Regions from separate parts of the Mus musculus genome. Here region 1 is linked to region 2. A link is a contact called in ENCODE Hi-C or POLR2A ChIA-PET data. All regions are on one chromosome and are shown on one strand. The core of a region is the stretch at or near the end of the contact, and the rest is flanking DNA. Distances in the headings are between cores, read along the strand shown. Region 1 holds the start of Dad1 (defender against cell death 1). Region 2 holds the start of 1700123O20Rik (RIKEN cDNA 1700123O20 gene).

The links. Hi-C counts contacts between places; a loop is a spot of excess contacts on that map. ChIA-PET counts read pairs that join two places held with the same protein, here RNA polymerase II (POLR2A).
Region 1: a loop to region 2 is called in a map of heart, with 2.9 times the contacts of the local background. The contact joins the promoter of Dad1 here to the promoter of 1700123O20Rik in region 2. A Hi-C loop is called at or near these places in 1 of 37 maps with a recorded cell type or tissue (heart). POLR2A ChIA-PET finds 5 or more read pairs at or near these places in 1 of 5 experiments (embryonic stem cell).

Annotation. Positions count from the first base shown.
Region 1 is chr14:54,251,565-54,255,942 of GRCm38, forward strand. Dad1 (defender against cell death 1) reads right to left here and starts at 2,365. Exons shown (of 3, transcript NM_001113358.1): 1 at 2,068-2,365. The coding sequence starts at 2,278. It also overlaps a transcript of Abhd4 not described here.
Region 2 is chr14:54,684,076-54,688,581 of GRCm38, forward strand. 1700123O20Rik (RIKEN cDNA 1700123O20 gene) reads left to right here and starts at 2,096. Exons shown (of 2, transcript NM_021437.2): 1 at 2,096-3,045. It overlaps Acin1 (apoptotic chromatin condensation inducer 1), which reads right to left and starts at 2,856. Exons shown (of 19, transcript NM_023190.3): 1 at 2,394-2,856; 2 at 936-1,001. The coding sequence starts at 2,705.

The DNA.
Region 1 (4,378 bases), core at 1,115-3,614, 430 kb before region 2:
ATCACTACTAACACCAATCTTACTACTAATAATGACTTCAGTACTAATAATGTCCTAATAATGTCCTCACTAATAATGTCCTCACTAATAATGCCCTCACTCCTAATAATGACCTCACTACTAACAGTGTTCCTTTGCTAAGCAGTCTAGTCAATAACAAGCCATATATATACCTCCCACTGAAACCTGATCATTTCAGCCTCAACAGGCACAAAAACAGGACTTAGGAGCTGGAGAGGTGTTTCAGTTGGTAAAGTGCCTGCCTCAAAGCATAAGGACCTGGTTTGCTGGCACATCTTTAACTGTGGAGTTGCAGAGAGTTGGAGAGAGGCAGACAAGACACCATACAACAGGAAGACACTCCCTCCCCAGAGTTCTCTATCCACCAGCCAGTTCAGTCTAGCCAATGAATACTTCTGCTCTTTAACCTCCATATACACACACATGCACACTGACACATAATGACACTTTACAATACATTATATGCACACAAAGATGCTCACAAAAATACTTTTAAAAGAACATTAAAAAAAAAAAAAAGCAAAAGCTGGGGCTGGGGCTGGAGAGATGGCTCAGTGGTTAAGAGCACTGACTGCTCTTCCAGAGGTCCTGAGTTCAATTCCCAGCAACCACATGGTGGCTCACAACCATCTGTAATAAGATCTTCTGCACTCCTCTGCTATGTCTGAAGACAGCTACAATGTACTCACATAAGTAAATAAATCTTTAAAAGAAAAAAAAAAAAGCAAAAGTCATCTACCAAAAAAAAAAAAAAAAGAAAGACAGATGGGATGAAAGAGAGAGTGTGAGCGCACTAACCTAACTTTCCAGCAAATCACTTTTTTTCTATGTAGTTCTGGTAAGTCAGGACTTAACTCAGAGGCTTGTGAAGATGGGTGGCTTCAACAGGAGAGACCTTACTTAAATCAGCTGTTAGCCCCACTCTGTTCCTACACTTCCATAACCAGAGGCTAAATAAGTAAGAGGTTCTCAGCCTCTTACTGTTCTCTGTCGGGAACAGTACTGGGCACAGTAGAGAGGTTTGTCAGACCTGGCTAATGGTGCTAACATATCCTGATGGTTAGGGTGTAGCCTCCAGAAACTGGACCAAAAACCAAAGACACTATGATGACCACTGAATAAGCTGACTTTGCAGCTCTAGCTCTGACTGGGGCACAAGTCGGCTGGGGCCTATTTAAGTTCTGAAAAGTAAAATTGTTCCCAGTGGGCCTGACCTAGCAATGTGAATGTGTACATGTGACGTGAGGTTTATGTTAAGACACTAAATCAAGTCTCCAGACAAGTCCAATGCTATATTTTGTCTCTGCCCAAACCAGCTGTAATTCACTGAGGAAAACAATTGCTAATAAACCCCCAAAACACTGCTGACTGACCATGATACATTTGGTAGTAACATTCCTAAGCCAAACCTGTTCCCAGTATTCTCTCAGTTCCATGGGGCAAGAAAAGTCAGACTTCAGATGAAATCCATGGCGGCAATCCTCATTAAACCTGGAAGTCTGTAAGGTTATTAAATGTGTAGAAGAAAGAAGAGCTAATACACAATTGTGTGAATAAAAATTGAGTTGAGGGTAAAGAGAAAAAGCACATAAATTATGCACAGAAATAAGTAGGGGCAACTAAAAAGCCAGCATCAATTGGGTTGCCTCCTCACAAGCAGTCACTAATATTTATATTCCTATACTATCACCAAAGTCTTCTCCTAGATGAAGTAGGGATTAGGCCAAAGTGATAGAAATGTCTCAGCTTGGCATTTTAATTTAAAGCTCTACCAACTTTAAATTTGTGTTAAAGTTTCATCAAGGTAGGATATTTTTCCTTAGAGAAGTATTAATTGCGACGAACACCAGAAGACTATTTCTTTACATATTCAGTTTCAACTCCTGTTAGGCATTAGAAACGTGACATTTCTGAGCCTGCTTCCTGGATCCCAAGAAGTAAGCGTGACTTCACAGACGACGGCCTTCTACAAACTACCAAAGGGTACCGTGAGGACGAAGCTGCGCGCCAAAGTGGGACATTATGACCAGGATACAGAATCATTACCCGCTAGGATGAAGCTGCCCACACAAGAGATGAAGCCAGAGAGGAAAGAGTTGAAGGGGAAGGTGCCCACGAGGAGACAGTAGCCGAACTGCAGCGCCCCGGTCAGCAGTATATAAAGGAGATAGGCGTCCAGCAACTTCAGCCGCTGCGGAGTGGAGCTCAAGTACTCCTCCAGGAACCGGGAGATGACGGACACCACAGACGCCGACATGACGAACACGGGGACTTCGGATACCGGACGACCACAGACGATGTGGCTCGCGCGTGCGCGTTAGCGGGCCCTAGCCACGCCCACACCGGCGGGCCAATTGGCTCCGGCGTAAAGGCCAGCCTTGGTGCGTCACAATTAATGCGCAGACACAGGCTGCATACCCAGACTGAGAACTACAAACGGAAATAAATTAATGCTCCTGCGCAGGGCCTATCTCCCCCTCTGGAGACGTGTACTATAGCCTTATTTCCGCCCTGCGTTTGTTGACGCCCTCTGTTGCTCTGGCGACGAGATTTGTGACCGGAACAAGGGGAGAGGTTTAACAGCGGACAGAGACGCTTCCCAGAGAGTTCCGGCTCTCTTTGATCCCCCTCAGTGGTCTAGCTTGGGAATCTGCTTAGAGACCAAGCTGGCGGTCCAGGGACTTAACCTGCCTGGCCCTAATTCTCTTAAAAGCTCTATCTTCAGATGCCTATGACCGATCATTAGAGCAGGTCAAGTTCCTCCGCAGTGAGAACTATGCTTATACGGGCCAAGCGCCGGTTTACACTGGCGGGAGAGGGTTGACCTCTACAGGATCCTGAACTGGAAGGCTGAATCTGGGCCCCACGAAGAACCTAAGCCAGCAGGTATTCATTCATTCAACAAACGCTCGTTGAGTACCAAGGAGGTCCAATAGCTGTAGTTATATTGTAGGAATTTTTAGGTTAATCAGTCACTGTCTAAAAAGAGAGATAGTCACTTGTGCGTAGAGTGAAGGGTCAGGATCAGCAGCAAACTGACATTGTACAACAGGTATTGTTATAATATTCCTTGAATGGCTCCAAAGAGCATATTTGTTTCAACCTGATCCTCTGAATCATTTTATAGAAAAAGAATTGAAAGTTTGAGGTTTTAACAAGTACAATTAACTGCTTTTTAGCGTTTTAGCTGAAGAAAACTTAAGTTCTGCCTTCTGGTTTGCACTGCCATTACAAGTTCACAATAACCCGACCTTCTAAACCTAGTATCTCATCTTTCAGTTAAAAAGTCTACCCGCATAGAATCCGGTACTTCATTTCAGCGTTTAAGACACTTCCAACTGCCCTGCCTAACTAGTTGAGCAGCATTTCTAAACCCGCAACTGAACTACTGTCGCTTGTTATCTGTATTTAGCCCGGAAACACTTAGCGCCACAATCCAATAAGACGTAAATAGCCCTGCCCAGGTTCCAGTGAATCACTCGTGTCTTTGGAAAGCCTTAGTCTGTTAAAAGAGGTAAATCCATATTCACAAGAGAGAAGTTTGCACTCCTAGAAATGTAGCCTCTGTGCTCTTGTGTTACTGTAGAGTGGGTGGGATGTGGAAGGATAACCAGACGGGTTCCTACTCCACATAATATGAAATGCATCTGCAATTGAACCCTTCTCCCTGTCTCAGCACAAGTAGAACAGATTCCTCTGGTCGTCAACTTAAGGCCAAATGGGCTAACTGGCTGTTTCTAATTATCCAGTAATGAATTCTTCCAGAAGTTCCTGTGCCATCATCCCAGCACCTTCCAGAAGTGTCTTAGCCTTTGATCTTTGTCATTAACATCTTCATAGGAGTTCCCTAGGAAGACAGAATCAATGCAAGACATCACTTATTGAGACAAGCATACTCATTCTAAGACAAAGCCATTCTGAACTCCAGATTTTCTCAGCTACCTGAATTAACAATACGGAAAAGTTTTGTTTTGTGTTCAGTATATGAACATAACTAAACTCTCAATAGGGATTCATACGGTCATTGGTTTTGAGTAGTGTGAGTCAGAACATTACTATGTGTAAAAAGCTCATGTGCAGAGGGATAGTAGATAAAAGTTCAAGTTCCAGAGTCAGACAAAGAGGGTGTTAAACTTTGATTCTACATACTACTAATTACTTAACTTGAGACTGATCACTTAACATTTAATTCTTGCTTTCCTTCTTTGTGTTCTTTTTGACAAGGTTTCTTTATGTAGCCTCGCCTGGAAATTACTATGTATCCCAGAATGGATTCAAATTTGCAATCCTCCTGCCTCTGCTTACTGAGTGCTGAAATTTCAGGTATATGCCACTATGGTCTCATTTTCCATCTCCA
Region 2 (4,506 bases), core at 846-3,345:
AAAAACGCCCTACAAGATGATATAGTGTAGAAACTTGTATTTTGTTTTTAACTATACGATAATGTCTTCAAAATAAAACATTTGTAGAAATCTGGGGGATGGAGCACAAGCCCATTACACCAGCACTAGGGAAGCTGGGCAGGGGACTGCCCTGAGTCTGAAGATAGAATAGCTTGAGTGCTCAGCCATTCTGGCTACACAGAGATACTCTGATTCAACTTTACAACAATAACAACAACAACAAAAACATTTATGCACAAACTCTTAGAAGAAAGTTTTTTTCCTAAGACAAACCGGCAGAGTAGTTATAAAACAATGACCTAAGTCAGACTACTCTTCCTATTACAGGTAAAGAAACAAAGGACTCCAAGTGTTAAGTATCTTGTCCTAAGTAATCAAAGTATTAAAGATGTTTAAGAGAAACTACAGATTGTTAAGCAGTTAGTCCTAGAACTAGGGGGTTACTAATAAGGTATCAAATTCTTTCAAATAAAACTGTATTTTTTAAATTCTTTTTCTTTTTTTAAACTCCATGTCTTTATACAAAATTGAGGTTGATTAGAATTCAACTGTCTGAGGGCTGGAGAGATGGCTCAATGGTTAAGAGGCCTGGCTGCTTTTATAGAGGACCCAGGTTCAATTCTGCACCCATATGGTGGCTCACGGCTGTCTGTAACTCCAGTTCCAGAGGATTTGACATCCTCTTCTGGCCTCTGTGGGGACCCTTTGGGAGGCAAATCACCCATACACATAAAATAAAAATAAACCTTAAAAAAAAAAAAAAGACATCAACTGTCTAGTGTGAGATCACTTGCAATAAAAATAGTTTAAGAAAATACTGCTTCTGATGACAAGGAAAACAACACCATGTCTTCCCATTTACTTACTATAGTCTCCAAATAGCCCATTCTATCTAAACAAACCTTTTCTCTTACCTGTGAATTTGGCTGGAATGCAGCATGGGGTGTTGAGTGTTTTTGTAAATTTTCTAGCATTAGAGCCTGGTATAAAGAAGAGCAAAAATCAGAAACCGGGAGGGGGAACAAAAACGCAATCCAGGTCTCTACCTCTCCCACAGCCTTCTCATTCAATTACTTAAATATACATTTATACTATATTCCTTTCACCGAGACTAAAAGCCCTTTATTAATACTGTTCTCATTCATCTTCATAAGTCTCTTAAAGGTAGCCATGGTTACTGCTCCCAAATGTAAAACACAGGCACACAAAGAATCAGTGACCTGGCTATGTCACAAAAATCAGCAAAAATGACAGAATCGGAACTAGAATCTCTATTATTGTCTGCAATTTTGACTAGGAGCCACTTCTAAATCCGGTAATACAGGCAAAAAAAAAATTCCAAGTACTCAGAACAAGTTTCAAATCACATAAAACCAACAAGAGGCTAATTTGGATTTGACTATTATTTGATTAGTTTTTCAGAACTACAACTACTTAACTGAACTTGCACAACTTCCAGCAGTGTAACACCCGGACAAATAAAATGTATTAAAAATTTCACAGGGAAACTAACCACAGACCTTGTAACCAGTGGTCTGACCTAATCCACACCCACCCACAAACTGTCAGCTTCGGGATAAGCAACGGTCTGTCAACTCAAACCCTGAACTGACCCAGAGTCCCCATCAGTATTACGAGTCACGTATGCTAATGAACTCTAATAACACTAGTTCAGCTCACCTTCTTTCCCTCCATTTACACCAAAGCGATACACAGTATGTGTACCTCCCGACAAGCTCACCCTCACTACTCAAACCGACACAAAATCCCCAGCCTAAAGTAATCTGTCTCACCTCTCGTACCAATAGCCACCAAATACTTATCCAGACTGCTGCTCGATTCCCTATAAATTAGACAGCCGTCTCTGACCAAGTCTTTCTATCAAGGTTTCCTTTCACTTAATCTAGTCGAGCGGACATTTTTTACCCTATCACAAATGTCCTATTGCAGACATAGACAGCAACCCCATCCGCCCAACTGTATCCCTAACTCGGACCCAGCCCTGCTCGCCCCCTTAAGGCCAGCCACACCGGTGGTTGTAGAGGGATTTAACTCCTTCTGCAGCGCATGCGCCGACAACACAGACACAAACAAGGAGGGGGTGGGGGAAGAAGGAAGGAGCTTAAGACACTCCGGGAGAGTAGCGCGCACCCTCCCATTTTGGGCTCGCGCCGCTGCCGTTAAGGCGGGAACCGGCGTTATCTCTATCCCAGCGCCAGCCACACCAACCACCGTGCGCGTGGATCTGCAGGCTCGCGCTGGCGGCCTGAGAGAGCTCGCGCCGAGCCCGGACACTGCGCCTGCGCCGCGGCGGAGACTCGTCTCTACCGGGTCCGCTCCCCTCCGACACCTCGGCAACGCTGACTTCTCACCCCTTTGAGCCGCTTGACCAGGGCACTCTTCTGCCCGCTCTTGGCTAGGCCTCGCTGCTCCAGTGCGGCCTTCAGGTCGGTCACCCGCAGAGCCTGAAGAGGCTTCCCGTCCAGAGTCACCTCCTCCAGCTCCGCCATCTTGCGTGAGGTACTCGGGTCCGTCCCGACGGCTTCGGGCATCTTCGGTAATTTCCGCCAACGCCCTTCGAACGGACCGGATTGGCCCCGCCCACTGCCATAGTCTACCCCTCTATTACCGCTCAGAATTCCCCGGGTTTCTCCGGAGCTGTTCGGTCGTTTCCGTCCCCACATCGGTACCAATCGGCTTTTTCCATCTACCTAGCGGCTGGCCCCTCCCATCTGGCTTTCAGGCTCGTTTGTTTTCGGCTTGCCGGGGCTTTGAATCGAATCTCTTCGGAAGCCCTCGAATCTGGCATACCCATAATCGGAGATATTCGGCTATCTCCGGACCTGGGGGCCGGGGCGCTGGGGCACTTGGGTATTTGGGGCTGGTTCCGGACCGGAAGTGCGTGGGTTACTGGGGGCTGGCTCTGCTTCGGGTTTTCAGGAAACATGGAAGAGGCTCGGAGAGTTGGAGCAGGAGCTGAAGGACTCTTGTGATCTCTGGGCGTCTTCCAAGGGGAAAAGGAAGGTAAGAGGAAAAGAAGTCTCTCCTAGGCCAGATGAGACTTGGTGTCTGCAGGTTTTTGGGGACCCCTCCTGCTTCCATCTTCTATATCCCGGCCATTCTGTGTAAGAAATACTTTGTCCTGTGGGGCTAAGGAATGAGAGACCTGCGGCTTCCTACGTGGGAAAAAGAAAAATCAGGTCTTTTGAGTTTATTAATGACAATAACCATGGAAGCCATGTAGCAAGACCCTGGGTTAAAAATTACCTTTCTCTGAAAAAGAGAAGTTTTAGGAGAAACTTCTCCCTGTAGAGCCACTTTGAAACTGGCAGTCACCCTGAACCGGGACTTAGAACTTACGTTTAGGGATTCTATTCTTTGTCGATACAAATCTTCCAACTTGAAGAGGTAGGAACAGCAGTAGTAATTACGGTCATAGAGAGGTGAAGGTTTTCGTTGTTGGAGAAACAAACTGTAGGACGGAAACATTTTGGAATAAGTTGGCTTACATTTGCACACATAATGCAAAGTCAGTGGCACTTGCAGGTATAAACCATTAAGGAAAACTGTTCAGAGATGTGCATCAATAGCACACTTTTTAGGCCAAGTCAAGAAAGCAAAGGCATTTTTTTTTTCAGAACCTGAAAAAAGTTAGTGTGGCTTCTGATTTTCTGCTACCTTATTTGAGACAAGACTTAGCCTGCTCTAAAGTTTACTGGTGTGGTACAGAATTTAATAAGGGGGTCATAGAACATAAATTTTTTAAAACAGATTTCAGAGACTGTGTACGCATTGCACAGAGGGTTCTTGCATCATGTCTCTCCAACACACACACACTTGTGTAACTGTGGAACAAACTGTTAGGGCCAGTTGCTTGTACCAAAGTTTAAAAAGCTGCACACTTTAATTTTAGAGAGAGAGCAAGCAAGATGTGTTTTCTGTGTGGGTTTTGATCATTTCTTTCTTTACTACCCAGGTTGCCTCAGCTGCTTGCCTTTCCTTATTATGTGTTTGGTTCTTTTCAAGACAGGGTTTCTCTGTGTAGCCCTAGCTGTGTTAGAACTCATTCTGTAGACCAGGCTGGCTATGAACTAGAGATTGCTTGTGAGTGCCTCCCAAGTGCTGGGATTAAGGGCTTCCCCACCATCTGGCTTGTTTTTATTATTTTGTGTATATGTGTGTCTGTCTATGGGTATGTGCCTGTCTCACAGAGTTCAAAGTTCAGATCAGGAGCTGAAGCTACAGGTGGTTTCAGGTCACTTGATGCACGGGTTCTGGAGAGTAGAAAGTGAATCGCTAGCATCACAGAAGTGCTGTGGTGACACTTCACAGTTCAGACTGACTATAAAATCAGAAGGGATGTGGGGAGAGAGACTATAGGTAGGTGGCATGCCTGCAGTCTGTAACACCAACAACACTTCAAGGCTGAGGCAGGAGAATCTTGAATTTGAGGCCTGCGAGATTTTTCTCTAAGACTCGAGGTAA